Linked DNA regions of Homo sapiens: region 2 is linked to region 1. A link is an interaction called in ENCODE POLR2A ChIA-PET data of the cell type or tissue named here. Cell type or tissue: K562. All regions are shown on one strand.

Region 1 (8,000 bases):
TGGGCCTTTGGCCACAGACTGAAGGCTGCACGGTCGGCTTCCTTAGTTTTGAGGTTTTGGGACTCAGACTGAGCTACTATTGGCTTCCTTTTTTTTTTTTTATTTTTTTGAGACGGAATCTTGCTCTGTTGCCCAGGCTGGAGTGCAGTGGCGCAATCTCAGCTCACTGCAAACTCCACCTCCCAGGTTCACGCCATTCTCCTGCCTCAGCCTCCCGAGTAGCTGGGACTACAGGCACCTGCCACCACGCTGGGCTAATTTTTTGTATTTTTAGTAGAGACGGGGTTTCACCGTGTTAGCCAGGATGGTCTCAATCTCCTGATCTCGTGATCCGCCTGCCTCGGCCTCCCAAAGTGCTGGGATTACAGGCGTGGGCCACCTCGCCGGGCCTTTTTTTTGAGACTGAGTTTCGCTCCTGTTGCACAGGCTGGAGTGTAGTGGCACTATCTCGGCTCACTGCAACCTCTGCCTCCCAGGTTCAAGCAATTGTCCTGCCTCAGCCTCCCGAGTAGCTGGGATTACAGGCGCATGCCACCATGCCCCGCTAATTTTTGTTTATTTTAGTAGAGACAGTGTTTCATCATATTGGTCAGGTTGGTCTTGAAATCCTGACCTCAGGTGATCCGCCCGCCTTGGCCTCCAAAAGTGTTGGGATTGTAGGCATGAGCCACCATGCCCAGCCCACTATTGGCTTCCTTGCTCCTCGATTTGTAGATGGTCTATCATGGGACCTCACTTTGTGATCATGTGAGTCAATTCTCCTTAATAAACTCTCTTTGGCCAGGTGAGGTGGCTCACACTTGTAATCCCAGCACTTTGGGAGGCCGAGGCAGGCAGATCACAAGGTCAGGAGTTACAGACCAGCCTCACCACCATGGTGAAACCTTGTCTCTACTAAAAAAAAAATACAAAACTTAGCCAGGTATGGTGGGGTGCGCCTGTAATCCCAGTTACTCAGGAGGCTGAGGCAGGAGAATTGCTTGAACATGGGAGGTAGAGGTTGCAGTGAGCCGATATTGCTCCACTGCACTCCAGCCTGGGCAACAGAGCAAGATTCCATCTCAAAAAAAGTTTTAAAAAATTAAATAAAATAAAAATAAACTCCCTTTCATATATACATATGTCCTATTAGTTCTGTCCCTCTAGAGAACCCTGACTAATACAGATTTTGGTACCATGTCGGCCAGGCTGGTCTTAAACTCCTGATCTCAAGTGATTCGCCTGCCTTGGCCTCCCAAAGTGCTGGGATTACAGGCATGAGCCACTGTGCCCGGGCTGTGTTGATTTATTTTATTTTATTTTATTTTATTTTATTTTATTTTATTTTATTTTATTTTATTTTTATGTGACGGAGTATCCCTGGAGTGCAGTGGCACGATCTCAGCTCACTGCAACCTCTGCCTTCTGGGATCAAGCAATTCTCCTGCCTCAGCCTCCTGAGTAGCTGGGATTACAGGCGCCCGCCACCATGCCTGGCTAATTTTTGTATTTTTAGCAGAGATGGGGTTTCACCATGTTAGCCAGCTGGTCTTGAACTCCTGACCTCAAGTGATCCACTCACCTCAGCCTCCCAAACTGCTGGGATTATAGGCATGAGCCACCATGACTGGCCCACACCTAGCTAATTTTATAAATTATTTGTAGAGATATCTTTAGGTCTTGAACTCCTGGCATCAAGGGATCCTCTCACCTTGGCTTCCCATAGTGCTGGGATTACAGGTGTGAGCCATAGCAATGGTCTTTATTATTATTATTATTATTGTTATTTTGAATTATTGTCTGGCAGCCTCTTGGGCCAGAGTAGACTCAGAGAGACTCCCGATATATATTTTTTAATAATAGCTATCCTAATGGGTGTGAAGTGCCATCTCATTATGGTTTTGACTTGCATTTTCCTAATGATTAGTGATGCTGAGCATCTTTTCATGTGCTTATTGGCCATCTTTGGAGAAATGTCTATACAGGTCCTTTTGCCCATTATTGAACTGGGCTGGGTTTGTGTTGTTGTTGTTGAGTTATGAGTTCCTTATGTATTATGGATATTAATCCCTTATCAGATATATTATTTACAAATATGTTCTCTGATTCTGTGGATTGTCTTTCCACTCTGTTGATAGTGTCCTTTGATGTACAAGGGTTTTCTTTCTTTCTTTTTTTTTTTTTTCTGAGACGGAGTTTCGCTCTTGTCCAGGCTGGAGTGCAATGACGCTATCTCGGCTCACTGCAACCTCTGCCTCCTGGATGCAAGCGATTCTCCTGCCTCAGCCTCCCGAGTAGCTGGGATTACAGGCATGCACCACCATGCCCGGCTAAATTTTTTGTATTTTTAGTAGAGACAGGGTTTCACCATATTGTCCAGGTTGGTCCTGACCTTCTGACCTCATGATCTGCCCACCTCAGCCTCCCAAAGTGCTGGGAGCCACCATGCCCGGCTATTTTTTTTTTTTTTTTTTTGAGACAGAGTCTCACTCTGTTGCCCAGGCTGGAGTGCAGTAGCACGATCTCGGCTCACAGCAACACCGCCTCCCGGTGCAAGCAATTCTCCTGCCTCAGCCTCCCAAGTAGCTGGGATTACAAGCGCCTGACACCAGGCCTGGCTAATTTTTGTATTTTTAGGAGCGACGGGGTTTCACCATGTTGGCTAGGCTGGTCTCCAACCCCTGACCTCAGGTGATCCGCCCACCTCGGCCTCCCAAAGTGCTGGGATTACAGGCGTGAGCCACCGCACGCGGCCGGGTTTTTCATTTTAATTTTAAAATTAATGTTAACATTTTAAAATTTGATGAGGACCAATTTATTTTTTGTTGCTTGTAAACCATTGTTTATATCCAAGAAATCACTGACAAATTCGATGTCATTTTCCCCTGTGTTTTCTCTAAGAGTTTTATAGTTTAAGGTCTTACATTTAGGTCTTTAATCTTTTTTTTTTTTTTTTTTTTGAGACGGAGTTTTGCTCTTGTTGCCCAGGCTGGAGTGCAATGGTGCGGTCTCGGCTCACTGCAACCTCCGCCTCCTGGGTTCAAGCAATTCTCCTGCCTCAGCCTCCTGAGTAACTGGGATTACAGGCATACTCCACCACGCCTGGCTAATTTTGTATTTTTAGTTAGAGAAGGGGTTTCTCCATGTTGGTCAGGCTGGTCTTGAAATCCCGACTTCAGGTGATCCGCCCACCTCGGCCTCTAGGAGTGCTGGGATTACAGGCGTGAGCCACTGCGCCCGGCCTTGAATTAATCTTTTGTGTATGGTATAAGGTATAGAAAAAGTTTGCTAAGGCCTGGTGAAGGTAATTTCAATTTCCTCTGCTTCATAAAATAACATTGCAGGCCGGGCGCGATGGCCACGCCTGTAATCCTAGCACTCCTAGAGGCCGAGGTGGGCGGATCACCAGATGAAGAGATGGAGACCATCCTGGCCAACATGGTGAACCCGTCTCTACCAAAAATGCAAAAATTAGCTGGGCGCGGAGGCGCACGCCTGTAGTCCCAGCCATTCGGGGGGCTGAGGCAGGTCTCCTAAAGTCAGGGACTAGGTCTATTCCATTTGCTGCTATACTGTAACACAGTTGCCAAATAATTTCCTCATACGCGCGCCACCACGCACGTATAATTTTTAAATTCTTTTGTTGGTGGGGCCTTCCTGCTTTGTTGCTTAAGCTAGCCTCCCACACGAGAACACGCAGGGTTATCCCACTTCCACTTCTTAAGTGCTAGGATACAGGTCTGAATTACCTTGCTAATTAGGTCACCTGCGGTTCATACAAATAACTATGCAGCCTCTAAAAAAAAAAAAAAACACACACAGAATCTCTTTTCAGTTACAAAAAGCACCACTTACTCCAAACGCGTAATATTTCGCCTAACATATAACAGTAAAGAAAGGGCGCCGGGACCAACGATCACCAGCTGCCCAAATACCAAAAAATTATGCTTCCGAAATCTCTTGATGTCGATTCCGCACGCAGAGCAATCGAGTTGCCCTACGTGTGCCACTCACGACAGAAGCCCTTTTTGCTTTCTCTGTCACCAAAGCAGGGTGGCAGTGTTACCAAATCCATTTTTTGGTAAAGGTGAACACAAAATCCAAGCAACTCTTTATTTCAACTTCCTGAAGTTGAAGAGCGAATTCCATTTCTTCTGAACTGAAAGGAAGACTTCACAAGGAGAATCTGGAATTTGTCCTTTCGATTTTTTAGTTAGAAGAAAAAAATGTAGTGAGTTGATATGCAAATATACTCAGGGCTTGCTGGGAATGTGCTGGCGGGCACCGAGGGAGTGGCGGGGAAGAGCGGCTGCGCGAGCGAGGGAGGAACCGCTCCTTCCGGTTGCAGTAAGTGCTGGGTCTTTCTTGTCAACTGCTCACGACAGAAGGCGTCTCATGGCGTTGGAATACCGGCTCTCAGCGGCTGTAGGTATCTGACTGGGGAAGACAAGAATCACAACCTATCCAAATTGAAAATGTGTAACTTGTGCCACCCCTAGCCACCACCTTGGAGCAGCCCAGGCAGGCGTGCAGTGGAAGCACAAGGTCACAAGGTCACGCATAAGCTGATTGTCATGGTGTGTTCATATTGTGGCATGCTATATGCTGCACTTCGAAGGAGTATTAGAATTTTTTTTTTTTAAATCGAGTGAAAAGAGTTGTAGAATAAGGTACAGCATAGCATTAATGTGAAAAATGAAATACTGTACCTCAGATGACTGAAGTAGATCTTTATCAACACAATTTTTTTTTTTTTGAGACGGAGTCTCGCTCTGTCGCCCAGGCTGCAGTGCAGTGGCGCGATATCGGCTCACCGCAAGCTCCACCTCCTGGGTTCACGCCATTCTCCTGCCTCAGCCTCCCAAGTAGCTAGGACTACAGGCCCCTGCCACCATGCCCGGCTAATTTTTTGTATTTTTAGTAGAGACGGGGGTTTCACCATGTTAGCCAGGATGGTCTCGATCTCCTGACTTTGTGATCCGCCCGCCTCAGCCTCCCAGAGTGCTGGGATTATAGGCGTGAGCCACCGTGCCCGGCCTGTTCCCATTTTTTTTATGGATAATGATGGACGGGTGCTGTGGGTCATGCCTGTAATCCCAACACTTTGAGAGCCCAGGAGTTTGAGACCACAATGGGCAACATATAGAGACCTCGTCCCTACCCCAAAATAAAATATTAACTGGGCATCGTGGCATGGGCCTGTGGTCCCAGCTACCCCAAAGGCTGAGGCAGAAGGATTGCTTGAGCCAGGGAAGTCAAGGCTACAGTGAGCCATAATCATGCCACTGCACTCCAGCCTAGGTGACAGATGAAGATCTTGTCTCAAGAAAATAAAAAAAAAACAATATGTGACAATTGTAAAGAAATTGAAACAGCACAGAGATGTTATAAAATGTGAAAATGCTTCCTCCAAACTGTGAACAGTTTAGTGTTTATCTTGCCAGACTGCTTTCTATGTATGTACACATCGTATATATATAAAAATAAATGTTTTCAGGCCAGGCATGGTGGCTCATGCCTGTAATCCCAGCACTTTGGGAAGCTGAGGTGGGTGGATCACCTAAGATCAGGAGTTTGAGACCAGCCTGGCCAACATGGTGAAACCCTGTCTCTATTAAAAATACAAAAAATTGGCCGGGTGCGGTGGCTCACGCCTGTAATCCCAGCACTTTGAGAGGCCGAGGTGGGCAGATCACTAGGTCAGAAGATCGAGACCATCCTGGCTAACACGGTGAAACCCCGTCTCTACTAAAAATACAAAAAATTAGCCGGGTGTGGTGGCGGGTGCCTGTAGTCCCAGCTACTCGGGAGGCTGAGGCAGGAGAATGGCGTGAACCCAGGAGGTGGAGCTTGCGGTGAGCCGAGATTGCACCACTGCACTCCAGCCTGGGCGACAGAGTGAGACTCTGTCTCAAAAAAAAAAAAAAAAAAAATTGGCCGAGTGTGGTGGCAGGTGCCTGTAATCCTAGCTACTAGGGAGCTGAGGCAGGAGAATCACTTGAACCTGGGAGGCAGAGGTTGCAGCGAGCCGAGACTGTGCCATTGCACTCCAGCTTGGGCAACAAGAGCGAACTCCGTCTCAAAAAAAAATAAATAAATAATAAAGTAAAATGTTTTCAACACAAAATATAGACTGTTAGGTATTTTACTTTCTTTAATATATTTTAATAATACATGGAGTTCCCTGCTCTTTACAAAGTAGAAGTCACAAGAGAAAGGAGATAAATAAACAGCTCTTACATTGTAATAGGAAGCAGATGTGTTGTATAAACTTGTGAGAAGCCCAGAGATGGTGCTGTCAATTGCTCTTCCTATCATCCACCAGTGTTATCTCTCTCTCTGTCTTTTTTCCTGAGACAGTGTGTTGCTCTGTTGTCCAGGCTGGAATGCAGTGGTGCAATCATAGCTCACTGCAGCCTGGAACTCCTAGGCTCAAGCAGATCCTCCTGCCTGTCAGTCTCCTGAGTGGCTGGGACTACAGGTACACACCACCATGCTGAGGCTAATTTTTTTTTTTTTTTTTTAGAGACAGTGTCTCCCTATCTTGCCCAGGCCGGTCAAACTCCTGGGCTCAAGCAGTCCTCCTGCTGCGCCTCCCAAAGTGTTGGGATTACAGGTGTAAAGCCACCACATCTGACCTTATCTCTCTTTTTTTTTTTTTTCCCAGACAGTCTCACTCTGTTGCCCAGGTTGGAGTGCAGTGGCACGATCTCGGCTCGCTTCAACCTCTACCACCCAGGTTTAAGCGATTCTCATGCCTCAGCCTCCTGAGTAGCTTGGGACTACAGGCACGCGCCACTACACCCGGCTAATTTTTAAAATATTTTTAGTAGGTTTCACCCTGTTGGCCAGGCTGGTCTCAAACTCCTAACCTCAAGTGATCCACCTGCCTCGGCCTCCCAAAATGCTGGGATTACAGGCGTGAGCCACAGTGCCTGGCCTGGCCTTATCTGTTTTTTTGTTGTTGTTGTAGTTTTGTTTGAGATGGAGTCTTGCTCCCGTCACGCAGGCTGGAGTGCACTGGCTCAATCTCCGCTCACTGCAACCTCCACCTCCCGGGTTCCAGCGATTCTCCTTCCGCAGCCTCCTGAGTAGCTGGGGTCACAGGCGTGCACCACCACGCCCAGCTAATTTTTGTATTTTTAGTAGAGATAGGGTTTCACTATTTTGGCCAGGATGATCTCTATCTCCTGACCTCGTGATCCTCCTGCCTCAGCCTCCCAAAGTGCTGGGATTACAGGCGTGAGCCAGGGTGTCCAGTCCTTATCTCTTAAAGAAAAAAAAAAAAAAGAAGAGGCCGGGCGCAGTGGCTCCTGCCTGTAATCCCAGCATTTTGGGAGGCCAAGGCAGGCGGATCACGAGGTCAGGAGATCGAGACCATCCTGGCTAACATGGTGAAACCCCATCTCTACTAAAAATACAAAAAATTAGCCGGGCGCGGTGGCGGGCGCCTGTAGTCCCAGCTACTTGGGAGGCTGAGGCAGGAGAATGGCATGAACCTGGGAGGCGGAACTTGCAGTGAGCCGAGATAGCTCCACTGCAGTCCGGCCTGGGTGAAACAGCGAGACTCCGTCTCAAAAAAAAAAAAAAGAAAATTCATCTACTTGGGAAGCTGAGGTGGAGGAGGATCGCTTGAACACAGGAGTTTGAGGCTGTAGTGAACTATGATTGTGCCACTGCACTCTAGCCCTGGTGACAGAGTGAGACCCTGTATCATTTAACAATCGCCATAATTTCACCGTTCTTCCAACACCTTCCCATTGCATACTGAATATAATCTCAAGTCCCCATCATAGTCTAGGCTAAAAGGTCCAGACTATAACAAACCCCTGCCTACCTCTCCAAACTCATTGTCTTTCCCGGTTACCAAAGCTCCAGCCACCTTGGCCATCTTGGTCCTTGAGTAAGTGTTTTCCTTACTGAAGACCATGGCTCAGGCCATCAGCCAGCTAGATAAGTCTGGCTTATTCCAGTATTCTCTTCTATCACCCTTTTGTGCAGTTGCTAATGGTCTGTTTCCC
Region 2 (8,000 bases), 400 kb after region 1:
TGAATGAATGTGTATGAGTTACTCTCCTCTGTTGAATAACTCCTTAGAATCTTTAAGGCAGTCACTAAATCATTCCCAAAGCTTCATTTACATAGTAACTTTGTGAGAAGAAAAAGCAAAAAATTCTTAGAATTTTTTTTTTCTTTTTTGAGACAGTCTCCCTCTACTCACTCTGTCACCCAGGCTGGAGTGCAGTGATGTGATTATAGCTGACTGTAACCTCAAACTCTTGGGCTCAAACTATCCTCCCAAGTAGCTAGGACTACAGGTGTGCACTATGCTGTCCGGCCAATTTCTTTTTATTTTTTGCAGAGACGGGTCTCAGTATGTTAACCAGGCTGGTCTCAAATTCCCAGTCTCAACTTCCTAAAGTGCTGGGATTACAGGTGTGAGCCACTGAACCTGACCCAAAATTCTTTTTTTTTTTTTTTTGAGACAGAGTCTTGCTCTGTCGCCCAGGCTGGAGTGCAGTGGCGCAATCTTGGCTCACTGTAACCACTGCTTCCTGGATTCAAGCAATTCTCCTATCTCAGCCTCCTGAGTAGCTGGGACTACAGGCACATGCCACCACGCCCAGCTGATTTTTGTATTTTTAGTGGAGACGGGGTTTCACCATGTTGGCCAGGCTGGTCTTGAACTCCTGACCTCAGGTAATCCACTCGCCTCAGCCTCCCAAAGTGCTGGGATTACAGGTGTGAGCCACCGCGCCGGCCTTTTTTTTTTTTTTTTTTTAACACAGGGTCTCAGTCTGTCTCCCAGGCTGGAGTACAGTAGCACAATCACTGTTTACTGCAGCCTCAACCTCCCAGGCTCAGGTGATTCTCCCACCTCAGCCTCCCAAGCAGCTGGGACTATAGGTGCACACCACCACACCTGGCTAATTTTTGTATTTTTTGTAGAGACGAGGTGGGGGGTGGGGGGTGGGGCGGTTCACCACGTTGCCCAGGCTGTTATTGAACTCCTGAGCTCAAGCAATCTGCCCATCTCGGCCTCCCAAAGTGCTGGGATTACAGGTGTGAGCCACCACGCCCAGCCTTGATATTATCTTTTGTGACCTGGTCTCCAAAAAAGAAAAGCCAGGAAGAAGCACAGACATTAAGAGTTACTGAGCTCCAGCAAGAATTCAGGATACATCACTGTCTCAGGTAACTCTCACCACAACGTTGTGAAACAGGCTATTGTGTCTCCATTTGACTGATGAGAAAACTGAGACTCAAGAGGTAACACGTCTGGACCAAGGTCAGATAGGTTAGTAATATGCTGAGTAAGGATTCCAACCCAGGCAGGAATGACTCCTATGCAGAAACTCCACCACTCCATTGATGAGACAAACACATGAATATGTAAGAAGCCGGCTGGCAAAAGGAACTGATGCTTAAAGCAGATATATTAATTGGAAGTGAGAAACATAACTGTCAAGCGACCTGTAATTGAGAGGCCAGGGCATTCCTCTTTGTAGGAGAGCCTTTACTGAAAGGCAAATTTATCATCTGAAGGTGGCTAAGGCAGCTGGAATCTGAGCAAGTGAAAGGACGAATTATTGAACTGCTCTACTCAGCAACTATCTGCTGGTCAGGGCTCCAGTTCCTTCCTTCCTTTTTTCATTCAATAAATATTTATTTACCATCTTGTGTGTACCAGGCACTGTGCCTGGCTCTGGGAAATCCAGTGGTGAAGCTAGCAGCCTAGCAGGGCATGGCAGGGTGCCACTGGCTGGGCACATTCCTCCCCTCCCCACTGCCTTGTATTTTTGGTTGGGTAAAGATCTCCTTCTTCTGTTGCCACACTCTCAACTCTTGCATCAGCTATGTTGAGGCCACTGATTGGCCAGCTATTTATATTCCTCAATCACCTTCCAGTCCCAAAGATACACCTACCTAGACTGGATTTGAAATGTTTTTGAGATGTCTTCAGCCTTAGATCCATTTCAGATTATGACCCTAATATGATTGTCATCTGTTCTGTATTCATTCTTCCTGAATTAGTTTTCTAGTCTCAAATTCTGAGATCACTTTACTATAATGACCTTGTAATGGGACCATTCGGGGGGCTGTGATTTATCACCCCAGATGTCATTTTCTGAGCTCTTCTTATTGTTTCCCCCCTCCCCACCCACTAATCTCAGATACAATTCCTGCCCAGGGGGAACTTTCAGGAAAGAAGTTCCACTCCAATTGGTTTGATAAAGCCAAAGAAGACCCATCCTTCAAGGCTTAGTCACACATTAATTCAATTACTCATGAAGCAGGCATTGTGCTAGGTGGGGAGGGAGGTCCTTCCTGCACAGAGCTGACAGGTGCCGAGCTGTCAAGCTACACAACCAAAATTGTCCTTTGGAGTTGTGCATTAGCAGGCAGTACAACCACAGACTCCCAGAAACAAAGCCAACTATCTCCTAAGAGCACTTCCCAGGAGTCAGGCAATTCGGGTGCCAGCTTTTAGCCAAGTAACCCAAACTGAATTTTTTTTTTCCAGCTCTTTGAATCTGTTTCCCTATCTGTAAAACAAAGAAATAGAAATTAGCTCTAAACTTGCAGAGTCATTATGGAGAGAACTGGTGCCATAAAGAACTGGCAGTGTATATAATTCGTCTTCTCGATTGCATACTGAGGACAGAAATCTTCAGGTTTGGAAACGTTTACCCTTCTTAAATGCAAAAACTAACGCACTGGGTGCTTTTGGGCAAATTGCTTGGTTGATTTAGTTTAGTTTTGTCGGCTGAGTGGTTCCTCAACGCCCCCTGCAGGCCAGATCCTGCTATAGCTAAGTCAGAATGGAGTAGGAAAGGGCTGGCCCAAACCGTTTTGAGTTTATAGGATTGTTAGGGTCCATGTCACCGCCTGAAGGTCTTGAAAAGAGGCCAGGCAACAGCTAAGTAAAGGTCTGTGGTTGCTGAAGATTCCCCCTGCTGCCAGCAAGGACCAGAGTCCTAAAATACTTCACAGCCCGAATGCACTTTCCATTGTTTTGGCTTACTACCTCTCTTACAAGGCAGGAAGCCTCAGGTCGAGAGAGAGGAATTTGCCCAAGGTTCCCTAGGAAGTTGGCCACAGAGTGGAGACTAGAATCTCGAGGTCCAGGGCTACCTACACCTTAATAGGCTGCCCCAGGAGAGAAGCCTCACATTTTCAGAAAGAACAACTTCTCCCTTTCCTCTGGTCTCCCTTCCTTCCCCAACCCTCCACTCCTAGAGGCTCTATACATCCTATTCTCAGAGAACCACCCTGAGGCTTGTCCCTGGAGCAACGCCTCTGGCCTCCCACCATCCTGTCCTACCTTTCCCTATCCCCAGCGGAATTCTGTACCCCGACCCCCTCCCTAAAAAGGCCACACTTGGAATCAGGATATCGGAGTTGAAGGTTCCAGTTCCAACCCTTTCTTTGTGAACCTCAGCAAAACACTTCACTTCTCTGAACCCGTTTCCTGTTTTTTTGTTTTTGTTTTTCTTTTATTACGTTTTTGTTTTTCTGAGACAGGTCTCGTTCTGTTGCCCAGGCTGGAGTGCAGTGGCGCGATCATAGCTCACTTAAGTTTGGAGCTCCTGGGTCCTCTCACCTCAGCCTTCCGAGTAGCTGGGTCTACAGGACTGCATGTTAAATGTTAAATGGGGCAATAGTTTACCTCCACCGTTCTATTGTGAGAATGAGAGCTTATGCATGGAAACCCCTTAACAAGGCTTGATGCAGATGAAGTGCTCAATAAACTGTAGATTATCTATATTTTTACTGTTATTTTGAAGGATCTGGCTCAGTGACTGGCTGATAGTGGTGGGTGTTCAAGAAAGGTGCCTACAACCATTAATATTAAAAGTTTGGCGCACATAGCCTGGCATTTAGTTGCAGTTTAATAAACTGTGGCTAGTATTGTTTTTTTGACCCCAGGACGCCCAGTGCGGTTTCAGCGTTAACAACTCCTTAGCGAAAATTGCAGAACAGACTTTTCGCTCAGCAACAGGCTCCTCTTACGTAAACCGCACCGGCCAATGAGCAGGAAGATGGGCGGGGTTTCTTGGCAGCCAATAGTAGCCCGCAGCGGCGCGCAGGATAGGCCCAGGCTGGTTTCCAGGCTGCGTACGGAAACGAATCCCCGGGGCTCTTTGACTGGGGGCGAGTCTTCGAAGTCGCCAGGCTCTGCCTATCAACCGGGTCCTGATTGGTGCAGGCTGTGGCGGTCCGCCCCTGACTCCGTCTAGCCCCGCTCCGCGAGAAGAGGCTGAACTGCCCCATCTGCTTCTAATTTCTTTCTTTCTTTCTTTCTTTCTTTTTTTCCCCTCTTTTCCTTTTCTTCTTTTAAATATACGTTTGGAAATTTGCCGGGCGTGGTGGCGGGCGCCTGTAATCCCAGCTACTCGGGAGGCTGAGGCAGGAGAATCGCTTGAATCCGGGAGACGGAGGTTGCAGTGAGCCGAGAACGCGCCACTACACTCCAGCCTGGACGACGAGAGTGATACTCCGTCTCAGTCAATCAATCAATCAATCAATCGTTTGATTTTCGTTTTATGCTTTTACTTCCAAATTTATATTTATTGCAAAAAATGTGGAATATAACAAAGTGTAAAGGTGAAACTGAAATAACCCGAAATTATATTTCCCCCTCTGTGGTTTTTTTTTTTCCGTCTCTGTGTTTTTCAATGTTTTTCAGGCCTTCTGTCTTGAGCTCGTATTACTGCTGTTCACTGATGTATTGTAAAAGCGTAAAACCGGACGTGACCCAAATGTCTATCAAAGGAGACTGATGAGAGAAATAAACGGATTTGTTCACACAACGGCTTCTACAGCAAAGAAACAGAAGGTAGCTCCAAGTGCTCTGAAATGGAAAGGTATGCAGGATTTCCTGTTAGGTTAAAACAGAACGAAGCAAAAACCGAGGTTGCGCAATGATACATATAGAACAGTCTCATAGTTGTATACATAGTTACACAGAGGAAACAAAGATCTGGAAAGATGTGTAGTTTGCACCTGTTACCATTGGTTAGCTCTGGGGTGGACGGAGAAGGGAGAAGTTTTAAGATTCTTTATATAATACACTTATTTAATATCTATCTATGTGCTAAGTTGTATTACATTTGTTGTTTTTTAAAGAGATCCTTTTAAACAGAGAAGGGAGAACTCCCTCAAATCCCAATTGCACTACAAAGAGAAACCAACATGTTGGTTATTTTTATAGCATATAAGTTTATATACCGTATTAATAATGTATAGCTATATAGCCTGCTTTTTCCACTTAGCACATTTCATAATTTTTGTAATATTAAATATTCCTTAAATATAATTGTTAATGGTTGCAGACTATTCATGTATGCTATAATTTATTAATCCTTATTGAGAACATTTAGGGTTTTCTTCCCAATTTTTCACATATTTCAAGATGAGATAAAACTCTTAAATAATTATATTCCTGATTAATTAAATTCCTAGAAAAATTCGTGAGTTGAAGACTATGAACAAATAAATTTAAGGCTTTTTTTTTTTTAAGAGAGGGAGTATTGCTGTGTTGCCCAGGTTGGTCTCAAACTCCTGGGCTCACATGATCCTCCTGCTTCAGCCTCTGGGGTAGCTGGGACTACAGGCCACTGCACCAGACTTTAACACTCTTGGGCCAGGCACGGTGGCTCATGCCTGTAATCCCAGCACTTTGGGAGGCTGAGGTGGGCGGATCACCTGAGGTCAGGAGTTTGAAACCAGCCTGACCAACATGGGGAAACCCCGTCTCTACTAAAAGTACAAAATTAGCCGGACGTGGTGGCACATGCCTGTAATCCCAGCTACTCGGGAGGCTGAGGCAGGAGAATCGCTTGAACCCGGGAGGCAGAGGTTGCGGTGAGCCGAGATCGCGCCATTGCACTCCAGCCTGGGCAATAAGAGCAAAACTCCATCTCAAAACAAAACAAAACAAAACAAAAAACCCAAAAAACAAAAGACTCTTAATGCTAATTGTAAAACTTTTTTTTTTTTTTTGAGATGGAGTCTCCCTCTGTCGCCCAGGCTGGAGTGCAGTGGGGCTATCTCGGCTCACCACAACCTCCACCTCCCAGGTTCAAGTGATTCTCCTGCCTCAGCCTCTCGAGTAGCTGGGACTACAGGCACGTGCCACTACGCCCGGCTAATTTTTTGTATTTTTAGTAGTGACAGGGTTTCACCGTGTTAGCCAGGATGGTCTTCATCTCCTGACCTCGTGATCTGCCTGCCTCGGCCTCCCAAAGTGCTGGAATTACAGGCGTGAGCCACCACGCCTGGCCGAAACTCTTGAAAGTTTGTTTCTGTGAACATTATTGATGCCTAAGATGGGCCTGTGCTATCCTTGTGGGGGTGTCGGTGTGTGTGAGAACAGAGCTGAGTAATGGCCAAAATCTGGCTGCCAGGATCAGACAGGTGACAAGAGAGGCAAATATAAATAGCTCAGATAAGCAAAGACATCCAAAAATACTCTGACCCAGACACTTCCGGGCACAAAACTCTTTCTGTCTTGCATTGTCCTGGTTGTACTTGGACATGCGATGGGTCAGAATTTGGTTTACTTAATATATATTATTCAGTCTTCTGGGTTTGAAGAATTTACTAAGATTTTAAAATCTCCAATTTATGATTTCCCTTGGAAAACAGGAAGTTCTGGTAACACTGAGACTGCATTCGAGGGTCCCACAAACCAGACTTGGTTTCTCACTTCCCGTAACAGTAACGAATGGAAGACTTGATGATTTACATTACCTGCCTGGCCCCTGTAGCAACTTGAGTTCAAAACTGTTGGACAGGGTCATGATTCCTTAACATGGTATTCAAAGCTTCATGATTGGCTGGGTGCGGTGGCTCACAGTTGTAATCCCACCACTTTGGGAGGCCGAGATGGGTGGACCACTTGAGGTCCAGGTTCGAGACCAGCCTGGCCAACATGGTGAAACCCCGTCTCTACTAAAAATACAAAAAAATTAGCTGGGGTGGTGGCAGATGCCTGTAGTCCCAGCTATTCTGGAGGCTGAGGCAGGAGAATTGCTTGAATCTGGGAGGCGGAGGTGGAAGTGAGCTGAGATTGTGCCACTGCACTCCAGCCTGGGTGACAGGGTGAGACTCTGTCTCAAAAAAAAAAAAGGAAAAAAAAAAAAGCTCCTTGATAGTCTTGTGCTTTCCCCCTTTCATCTTTGTTTCCTTCCACTCTTGCTCACCCTTGCTCACACACACACTTCCTCAAGGTAAAAGTGTAAGGCAGGCAGAATGAGACTTAACAACTAGCATTTCTTATGTCATTATCCAGCCTTTTCTAACTAACACATTTGCTTGTTCACTCATTAACTTGAGGCATTTATTTTTCTTGATAAGACCAGGCCAAAGTCAGCCAATTGGATCAAACCAAATGGAATGGAGTGTCCAGAAGTAGAAATTTTGCTGCTACAGGGTGTGTGCAACTTCACATACAGCTCTTGCCCCTTATTTCCTGTGTCTTTCCTGCTTGCTCACTCTGCTCCAGCTATACTGGTCACTTTGTTGTTCTTTTATTTCTTATTTTAGACAGGTTCTTGCTTTGTTGCCCAGGCTGGTGTGCAGTTGTGCAATCATAGTTCACTGTAACCTCAAACTTCTGGGCTCAGGTGATACTCCTGCCTCAGCCTCTGGAGTAACTGGGACTACATCTGAATGCCATCAAATCCAGCTACTTAAAAAAATTTTTTTTTTTTAGGCCAGGCACGGTGGCTTACGCCTGTAATCCCAGCACTTTGGGAGGCCGAGGCGGGTGGATCACTTGAGGTCGGGAGTTCAAGAACAGCCTGACCAACATGAAGAAACCCCATCTTCACTAAAAATACAAAATTAGCTGGGCGTGTTGGTGTAATTCCAGCTACTTGGGAGGCTGAGGCAGGATAATCACTTGAACCTGGAAGGTGAGGTTGCGGTGAGCCGAGATTGTGCCATTGCACTCCCGCTTAGGCAACAAGACTGAAACTCCTCTCAAAAAAAAAAAGAAGAAAAATTTAAAGATTTTGAGCTGGGCGTGGTGGCTCACACCTG

The links. ChIA-PET counts read pairs that join two places held together with the same protein. Peaks named below come from ENCODE experiments on the same cell type or tissue, not always from the same donor. Only the 100,000 strongest peaks of a DNase experiment are listed, where the experiment ranks them.
Region 2: POLR2A ChIA-PET joins it to region 1 with 15 read pairs; 22 of 35 experiments call an interaction of 5 or more read pairs at or near these places.

What each region holds. Positions count from the first base shown.
Region 1 is chr1:28,644,609-28,652,608 of GRCh38, reverse strand. TAF12-DT (TAF12 divergent transcript) reads right to left here. Exons shown (of 2, transcript NR_146730.1): 2 at 3,808-4,416. RNU11 (RNA, U11 small nuclear) reads right to left here and starts at 4,009; the gene lies at 3,875-4,009. It also overlaps a transcript of TAF12 not described here. RefSeq lists an enhancer at 6,991-7,490 and a silencer at 7,698-7,992. In K562, a CTCF peak has its summit at 3,783; DNase peaks (open chromatin) are centred at 3,668, 3,858, 4,268 and 7,908; H3K4me3 peaks cover 1,429 bases.
Region 2 is chr1:28,243,395-28,251,394 of GRCh38, reverse strand. No RefSeq gene overlaps it. Among named protein-coding and RNA genes, the nearest start is that of ATP5IF1, 11 kb to the right of the region's middle. RefSeq lists enhancers at 281-1,154, 2,793-2,992, 4,234-4,403, 5,212-5,711. In K562, a CTCF peak has its summit at 2,737 (motif pointing left); DNase peaks (open chromatin) are centred at 1,824, 2,272, 2,764, 4,084 and 1 weaker place; H3K4me3 peaks cover 1,334 bases.